Linked DNA regions of Homo sapiens: region 1 is linked to region 2. Evidence: chromatin loops called from intact Hi-C (ENCODE). Cell type or tissue: CD4-positive, alpha-beta T cell. All regions are shown on one strand. Region 1 has its middle 31 kb from the start of IFNW1. Region 2 overlaps FOCAD (focadhesin).

Region 1 (5,000 bases), 170 kb before region 2:
GCTCGTTAGCATTTCTTGTAGGACAGATCTACTAATGATGGACTCAGTCAGCTTTTGTTTATCTGGAAATGTTTTTATCTCTCTTATATTTTTGAAGAATAGTTTTGCTAGACATAGAATTCTTCGGTTATTTTTCCTTTCAGAATTTTATATATGCCATCCCACTACCCTCTGGCCTCTGTGTTTTCTAATAGGAAACCTGCTGTTAATGTTATTGAGGATCCTTTGTATGTGAGAGTCACTTCTCTCCTCCGGCTTTCAAGATTTTCTCTATGTTTTTGGCTTTCAATCATTTGATTATCCTGTGTGTGATCTATTTGTCTTTATTCTACTTGAAGTGTGTTGAGGTTTTTTGATGTGTAGACTCATATCTTTCACCAAACTTGCTAAATTTGGGGCCACACTTCTTCAAATATTTTTGCTGCCCCTTTTCTCTCTCTTTTCCTCCTGTAGTTCTCATTATATATATATGTTAGTATGCTTGATGGTGTTCCACAAGTCCTCTAAACTCTATATATTTTCCTTCATTCATTTTTTTGCTCTGTGGTCCTCAGCTGCATAATTTCAATTGATCTGTCTTCAAGCTCATTGAGTCTTCTGTCTACTCAAATCTTCTGTTAGACCCTTCAAGTGAAGTTTTCTTTTTCAATTTTTGTACGTTTTAGCTAGCAAATTTCTATTCAGTTCCTCTGTATAATTTCTTTCTCTTTATTGGTATTCTTTGATCTGATGTTGTTCTCCTGTATTCCTCTAATTAATTAGAAATGGCTTCCTTTAGGTGTTTGAACTTATTTAATACAGCTGGTTTAAGTTTTTGTCTAATAAATTTAATATCTGGGCTTTTGGGGGAAGTTTCTATTCATGACTTTTCCACCTGTGTATAAGACATAGTTTCTTTGCATTCTTATATTTTTTTGTTGAAAAGTGGACATTTTAATAATAAACTGCAGCAACTGTATAAATTAGTTCCCCATCCCCCAAGAGGTTGTTGTTGCTGCTTGTTGTGGGTTGTTATTTGTTTACTTGCTGTCTTTTCTGCACTAATTCTGTAAAGTCTGTATTCGTTAGCACATGTGCCCACTGAAGTCTCTAATCAGTTAGCTTAGTGGCCAGCTAATGACTGAACAGAGATTTCCTTAAGTATCTGGAACAAATAAATCTCTCAGTTTTAGCCAAGAAGCTCTGTGTGCATGTTGAAGTGCATGTTTAATACTTAGCCAGGCAGTTTTCAACCCTGCCTTGGCCTTCAGTTTCTGCTTATGATAAAAGTCAGCCAGAAGTGAAAGACTGGGTCTTTCCTGAACATGTGCACAAACTTACACATGTACAATGCCCTTCTAGATTCCCAAAAGTATGCTAGAATTTGTCAAAGCCCTTATAGACATCTCATCTCTGTTTTTCCTTTTAAGATTTTCAGTTGGTCATTATTTACTACAACCGTAATTAATCACCTCAGGTAGCAACTATATCAAAACACTGGCCTGTAAATGTCTTTAGTCAACACTCCTCAGGGAGAGTCTTTTAGCTTTGAGTGAGCTCCCAGACAGCTTAAATAAAGATAAGTCTTTCTACTAGGGTATTTCGAAGTCAAATAATGACAATCTTTAGGAATGAAGCTATGAAGGCACTCCAGATTTTTTCTATTCCCAGTGGTACCAGGAAGGAAGCCCATTGCTTTTTAAGGCTACCACTGAACTTGATAATGGGTGATGGGATTAATTCAAGTTAATATGCCACAAATCTGGCTATACTTACACTTACAGCTGTTTTCCTCAAATAAATGCTCCTGGGTTGTTGCATGCCTTGGGATAACTCATAATATTGTAAAAAGATTTATTCTGACAAATTTTGCTCATTTTTTCTTTACTTTTATGAAGGGGCAAATTTTTTAGAGATTTTTACTCTGCCATTGTTTCTCATGGCACCACTTTCTACCCATTTTTAAAAGCATCTGAGAAAACGAACCCCTAGAAACAAAATTGGGCCCTCCTGGAACATTAATTTGAACATAATGTCAGGGTTTAACAACCCTGAGGTTCAATTTTTTGTTTCATTGAAAACACAACACAAACAAAAATATAGCCTTGTTGTTCTGATTAGTGTCCTGTGTGAATGTATGTTCCCTTTTCTTTTTTAAATTACTTAACAAAAATGGGAAATAACAAGATTATCTTGGGAGTAAAAAAGAATACAGTGATCGAAAAACAAATTTCACATTTCTGGGATCACTATTATGAATTAGAGGTTTTGTGTGGGCTTCATTTATGCATTTGTTTCTTTGTTTTTACTTAGGCAGCACATCAAACTGTCCTTTCTTTACATTCTAATTTCCTGAATTATTCCCAGCTAATGACCATGGTAAAGTTATCAGTATGTCGTCTCTAAGCCAGTATTTGACGTATAGCCAGTAGATGGCAGTATAACATCAAGCGTACATACCTGGTTAAGAGTGACAGCACTAGTCAAAGCAACACTCCAAAGCTGAGGGTCTAGAGCACAGAAAAAGAGTTCCCTAAAATCTTTATTCTTCCATTGTTTTAGTTTGATCCTGTCCAACATTGGATCAGGATCACCAAAGAAAGGCCATTAAAAACCTACAGAAATAGATGGAAAGCATGGTGTAATGAGGGAACCCCTGGTGCTTATGTGCTACACTCAGACCCAAGAGAATTCATCTGCCTTCTTGGTAAAAGGTTGGGGTAGAGACATAGTAAAGGAAGAGTCTACATGGTGCTCAGGTAAAAGTTTCAGTTGTTTATTTCATTATAAATGTACCTTGCTACAGTTTCAAATATGTCTTGAAAAACACTTCAGAAGCTATAACAATCAATGATGGCAACAGTATTACCACTATTTTAAAAAGTTTTCAATTCCAGGATGAGAACTGTCTTCAGAGCCAGTTTGCAGGCTAGACAAGAATATCAAACTCATCACTTTATATTGATAGCATGTTTCTTCTTAAAATGAAAATTGTTTAAGTTGATCACTGTTCTATTGATTACATGACTCCTGAAACATGCAGGAATATATTTGGAATATGTGACGCTAATCTAGCTTATTGCATCCAAATGCATTCCTTCTAAGAGCATTTAAATTAATATGCTTTTATTTCCTAAAATCAGGAATGAATTTCTCTTCATCAACTTCGTGGAACTTCCCATATATTTATTTATGAACATAAATTCACATGCATACGGATCTACTTATCTCCTATCTCTTATACATACTATGTTGACCAAAAGCAACAGTATCAGTAAGAGCTGGCAGTAAATAATAAAATCAGTTAAAAGTTCTGAAATACTTTTAAAATGTTATTTTAAAGTACTATGCAATTTTTAGTTCAAAAATAAGAGAAAATTTAAATTTCTTTTAAAAATATATTGTCTGAAATTAATAATAATTAAATAATTGAAGGAAGTATAAATGTTAAAAACATATAAAAGTAATGCAAGAAGTAAAGCATAAAGCAATAAAGTGAAGAACCAAACACATAATAGTTAAGATAATAAATATAAGCTGCTTAGAGTTCCCTATTAAAAGAAAAAAGTCTTGATTGGCTTAAAACCAAACCCCGTTATTACTCTACATATGAGAAAAGCCTAAAATTAAAAATACTAAAACAGTAAAAGAAGAAGATGGGCAAGAAAGAGAAAAGCAATACAACAAAGGAAAAATAGAGGTGGCAATATTAATATCAATGAGATATTGATTAATATAAATATTGATACTTGTGGGAATTCAATGAACATTTGAGAAAGAGTATCAATATACATAGGAAACAAATAGGATTTATAACCAAATTATAAAAGACATAGAACTGAAATTTAATATACAATATACAGAAAAAAGTTAGCAAATATAGAGAAACAAACAAAAATGTCATTTTAATATTGACATTTTTAGCATTGTGATTTAAAATATAGCATAGAAAAATAACAAGAATAATTTCAAATATAATTGAAAAAGATACATTATTGGCTAAGATTCTGGGGCACTAAGTTACAACTTAGAATAAAAAATATATTTTTCATATATTTATAAATCATTCACAAAAATTACCCTGTATTAGATTACAGAAAACTATCAAATTCCTCCAGAGAAAAAACACTCTAAGTTGTATAATTAGATCACAATGCCTGGAATTATTCTTTTTAAAATGATTTTTAAAGCGAACATTTAGATATTTAAAATCATACTGACACATTCAGTTAAGTCAGGAAGAAAAAGTAAAATAAGTAGTTTAGTTAGTAATGGAATTAAAGCACTATTCTTAAAATATATTGAAGCAAAGCTACATACAGAGGTAAACATTCATCAAACATAGGAATTAAAAAGAGGTTAGCCTCACTCCTTAAAGTCAATGAAAAGATGTTCAAAATCCACTAATATAAATAATAAAAGCTAATGTTTATTGAATGTTCACACTGCAACAAGGACTGTGCTAAGCACTTTACAGGAAGCACTTTAAATCCTCACCAATCCTATCAAGCTCTTAAACAATGTCTTATTCTCCACAGCCTGCCAGTAAGTAATAATGACTCTCATTTATTGAGCACCTACTCTGTACAAGAATATCTATTATATAGCAGAACTATGATTCAAAGCTAACTTATCTTCCCCAGTTCCATATATTTTCCACTGTGACAACATTTAAAATCACATTAATAAATTAATTAATCATTATTAAGAAGTGTATCTTAGAAATGGAAGGAAGACTTGATGCTATAATGCATCATGTAACATTTCAGAGTTGGATAAGTGGTAGTTCCATAAGGATTAGTTGTAATGTGGAATTTAAACCAAAAAAAAATGAGTTTTCAAATTATGTTACATAGAAGTTTATGAATAAGCCATACACTGAATGGATCTCTTTTGCCCATGCTAAATTTTATAATATATGAATTCGTTATTTAGGAAATATTGGTTCACTGAGTTTTGCGGATGTTACAAATGTGTATTTAAATTTCAATCTATATTATCGAACGATTCAATGGCCTATA
Region 2 (5,000 bases):
CGGCCAATACAAGGGGATTTTTTTTATTCCTAGCCTTCTGCCCCATCTGCCAAACCCAAAGCCCCTCTCAGTGCCCTTCATGGTGCCATGATGGAATACGTATGAGAAGGCACCGTATCTCAAGTGTGTTTTTCTAGTTTCTGTTGCATAACGATCAGCCATTCAAAAATCCTTCGTAAAGAAGCTACTACAGTAATAATCCATCATTAGTCAGGCAGAACTGCTGTTACAGCTTCGTAAACTTAACAAGCTCAATGCATTTTCAACCAGTTAAATCAACATCTAAGATCTCAATAGAACATGCTTTTGAGACTAATCACATTTACGGAAGAGGAAAGGCTACTCTTGATTAATATGAATGTAAAGCCTTTGCTATTATTTAGAATCTACAGGGAAGTTTTTTGGCTATCTTTGTATATTGATGCATATAACAATTTGACAGAATTAGACCAAAGATATAATTAGACAAAATTTGATTAATACTTAGACACATTTGACTGTTGTTCTCTCTTTGACTATTTAACTGCTACTTATGCTTAAGATTTCAAATGTTACTTCCTCAGAGACATCATCTCTCGCCCAGCAGAGAGCCTCTTTAATACTCTCCCACAGCACCCTGTGCTAATTTACTTCATACAATTTTAATTATAAACTCTGATGAAAATTATTTGGGGTATTGGTTGATTATTATCTCTTCCCTGGCCTGAAAGCTCCATAAGGGTGGGTATACCTTTTCTGTTTTTTTCCCTACCACAGTATCTGCTGCACCTAGTATACTGCTTGGCGTATACAGGCACTCAACCAGTATTTATTGAAAGCTGAAGAACTAACCAAATGAAGAATTTTAAGAGTCTAGAGTAGAGAGAAGATCTACAGAGGAAGAAGAAAAAAGCAAGGCTTGATTCTTATGTTTAGTAGTAGGCAAATTTTATAAGTAGTAAAATTCACTGAACGTATCATGCAAGATTCAACCAAGAAAATTCAGTTTCTGTTTCTTGCCAGACTAATTTCAGAAAGAGGAATATTGGGCTCATCTGGAAAACAAATTCCTCTCAAAGCTCATTCCAATAGGGTTTAACTTTCTGAATAAACAAGGAAGTATGTAAGTCTTGCTTTTCAGGCTATCCTGGGCACATAAATATCTCTATCCCCTAGATTGAAGCCCCTCTTTCATCATCTCAGGAGATAGATGTATTAAGGCTTTGAAAAACACATCTGTTTCTAGTTCACATTTACCTAAAATTTATCATAGCAATTATTACTATAACCTGAGCAACGTTATAATTCACTAGCGATTCTATTCATTGCTACAGCGGCAGTTAAGTGACTGGTGTAACATATGAATATATAACAGTGTATGTATATACATGCTATGGCATATACATCTATTGCCCCTCTGAATAGGTCCCCTCTCATTCATCTCAATTTTCCAGTATGCACCAATAATGTAGTCCTAAAACTTTATTCCTGATTTCCCTCTGATTTCTAAATCTTCTATATTTTAATGTGTTTATTCTTGTTCTAAGTCTTAAAATGTTCCCCCAGGTGCTTAGTTCAGCAATTCCACATATTTACCTCATTCTAGCTTCTCTTTGATATGTCTGCCAGCTTTGAACCAAGAATAGCTTGGGCAGAGGTAGCTTTTATAACTTTCTGTCCACTGAAAGCAAAAAGGAGTTAAGTGTTGGTGTCTCCAACAGAGGAAATAAAAACAAATTATAATATTGGGTATGAAACTGAACTTTGGAGTTGCTAACATAAATGTTCTATAAGAGTGCTAACAAATGATAAAGATAATTTGAGTTTTTAAATTCCATACACTATTATGTCATTACTTATTTGAATCTATTATCAGAGTATATTAAAATATCACCAGCAAAAGAAATCCTGAAACTTAAAAGCTAAGCAATTCTGATATTTGTGTTGCTGCATCAACTCAGATATATATTTTTTAAAATTAATCAGAGATGAATCTTCAATTCCCTAGTTTACTGTAGGCAATCCTGCAGATTAAGTACTAGGCCATCTAATAATTAGTTCTAATAACAGTTAACATTTATATAGCGCTTTGCCCTTTACAAAGCGCTATACAAATGTTATCGCATTTCTAAAAGCTCAGTAGTAATTAACCAAAGCTTGGGTCATTGATGACTGCATGACTACAGTTACGGCTGTGAGGATCACAATGGCACAATGAGCTACCACTAGATGGCAGTAAAATCTTAGTGATAGGCTCACGAACACCAGCCTGGCCAGGTGTGCGGGTTCTTTCAGCAGGGAGATGTCCATTAAATCGGGAAGCATGGTGAATTTGCTCTGGGTGAATTCTATCATTTGAGGGAGTACACTCCCGCATCTACTAACTACCTTCTAGTAAGACTTCCACTGTTTCACTTGAGGGAGGCTTGCCCTAGACTCCTGAAATCTCATTAGATAAGGGAATACTTTAAATCATGAGTCAGGCTTTCAGGTCTGGGTCTAGTTAAAAAGCAGAAGGAAGAATTAAAATATTAAAAAAAAAAGTGTGGGTGACACTTGCATGTCAGAAAAAAAATAAATACACAGTATACTGTCCAGCATCAAACTGCTTTCCTTCTATTGAAATGTGTTATCCATACTGTGTTATGTAAGAAAGAAAAATGGCTTTGAAGTCAGATGTCCCAGGTTTCTCTCTTGGCTCTGCCACTTATTAAGCATATGACCCTGAAACAAGCCTCCTATCTGAGACTCACATTCTTTATCTGTAAACCAAAGTGATGATGATTCCTACTTCAGTATCATGTTTAGGTTGTGACATGGATGTAACTCCATGAGAAACAGATGTGAAAATGCCTAGCTCAGTATGCAGCTGCTCAGTAAGTATCAGTTGAACCTGAAGCCAAAAAGAGAACTATGCTGGGTGCAGTGGCTCACATCTGTAATCCCATTACTTTGGGAGGCCAGGGTTGGGAGGATTACTCGAGGCCAGGAGTTCAACACCGGCCTAGGCAACACAGTAAGACCCTGTCTCTACAAAAAATAAAAAAATTAGTCAAGCATGGTTGCATATGCCTGTAGTACCAGCTACTTGAGGCTGAGGCAGGAGGATTGCTTGAGCCCAGGAGGTCGAACTTGCAGTAAGCCATGATTGTGGTATCACTGCACTCCAGCCTGAGCAACAGAGTGATATCCTATCTCAAAAAAAAAAAAAAAAAAGGGAGAACTGCACAAGGACTGACACCTAGAGAGCATTAGTAATGATGAAGCACTAAACTTCATTAACCGTAGAACTAAAAGTTTGGAGAGGATGGAAGAAGGACTTCTTGAAGGGCCTGAGCTTTTAATTGGGCTCTAACAGACAGGCAAGTGTCCACTAACTGGACAGGAAGTCCAGGCCTACCCGTCTCTCTCTCAATATAGTTGTTCATTAAAAAGGATAGAAAACCAAACGCAGCATGTTCTCAGTCATAGGTGGGAATTGAACAATGAGAACACTTGGACGCATGTTCTCACTCATAGGTGGGAACTGAACAATGAGAACACTTGGACACAGGGTGGGGAACATCACACACTGGGGCCTGTCGTGGGGTGGAGGGAGGGGGGAGGGATAGCATTAGGAGATACGCCTAATGTAAATGACGAGTTAATGGGTGCAGCACACCAACATGGCACATGTATACATATGCAACAAACCTGCGCGTTGTGCACATGTACCCTAGAACTTAAAGTATAATTTAAAAAAAAGAAAGAAAAAAAATAAAATAAATTTAAAAAATAAAAAATAAAAACAAAAAAAAATAAAATAAAAGAAGGTAAGAATCAACAAAGAAGGTAAGAATGAAGAAATAAGAAACTTATTAGTAACAAAAATAAATTTTAAAGTTAAATATGCTTGGACATACGAAATTTTTAAACACCTCAGTATCTGTATGGTGGGTAATTCATCCCCATGGTACTCCCCGCATTTAAACAACCTTCCTGAAAACTGATGGAGACAATGCCTGAAAGTCACTCCTGACTGTGCCACTGGCTAAAGTTGGCGGCATCTTAATCTCACATTTTTTCCCAACTTTATAACATCTTGAGCTAAGCTACAATGAACATCTTTGGGTGGTAAGAGGAGGCAGGAGGGATGGAAAGAGACATGAAAATATCTTATTCCTAGGTTGTAAAAGGCAATATAAATGCATGGATTAGGTTCAAAATCTCAACTCTTCATTGGATTCAAATAACAGCTAAATTTCCCTATTTTTCTCATTAATCATTTTCTATTTTCAAGATACTTCAACCATGCCATCAAACTCTTTCTTTACTCATATTCAAACCACACTCTTTTTTTTTTTTTTTTTGAGAAGAGAGTCTCGCTCTGTCGCCCAGGCTGGAGTGCAGTGGCACGATCTCGGCTCACTGCAAGCTCCGCCTCCCGGGTTCACACCATACTACTGCCTCAGCCTCCTGAGTAGCTGGGACTACAGGCGCCTGCAACCACGCCCTGCTAATTTTTTTTCTGTATTTTTTTTTCAATTTTTAATTTAATTTTTATTAAGGTAAAATATACATATAAAAGTACCATCTTTATCATTTTTAAGGGTACAGTTCAGTGGTAATAATACATTTATATTCTTTTTAAAAAGTAAATCAGCAAAATGACTGAGAAAAATATTTGTAATAAATATGGTAGACTAAAGTTCATGTACATAATATATAATGAATTCTTAAAAATTGGTAAGATAATCTTTTTTTAATATATCTACAATCTTTCTTTTCTTTTCTTTATTATAAGTTTTAGGGTACATGTGCACAATGTGCAGGTTAGCTACATATGTATACAGGTGCCATATTGGTGTGCTGTACCCATTAACTTGTCATTTAACATTAGGTATATCCCCTAATGCTATCCCTCCCCACTCCCCCCACCCCACAACAGGCCCCCGTGTGTGATGTTCCGCTTCCTGTGTCCATGTGTTCTCATTGTTCAATTCCCACCTATGAGTGAGAACATGTGGTGTTTGGTTTTTGTC

What was found. A loop is a pair of places that touch in the nucleus more often than their neighbours do. Peaks named below come from ENCODE experiments on the same cell type or tissue, not always from the same donor. Only the 100,000 strongest peaks of a DNase experiment are listed, where the experiment ranks them.
Region 1: it touches region 2 in a loop (6-fold over the local background); 46 of 110 quality-filtered maps call a loop at or near these places.

The regions. Positions count from the first base shown.
Region 1 is chr9:21,108,554-21,113,553 of GRCh38, reverse strand. No RefSeq gene overlaps it. Among named protein-coding and RNA genes, the nearest start is that of IFNW1, 31 kb to the left of the region's middle. In CD4-positive, alpha-beta T cell, CTCF peaks have their summits at 2,221 and 2,434 (motif pointing right); a DNase peak (open chromatin) is centred at 2,423.
Region 2 is chr9:20,938,479-20,943,478 of GRCh38, reverse strand. The region is part of intron 28 of FOCAD (focadhesin); the gene reads right to left. Among named protein-coding and RNA genes, the nearest start is that of HACD4, 91 kb to the left of the region's middle. RefSeq lists a silencer at 2,110-2,159. In CD4-positive, alpha-beta T cell, CTCF peaks have their summits at 2,013 and 2,214 (motif pointing right); a DNase peak (open chromatin) is centred at 2,218.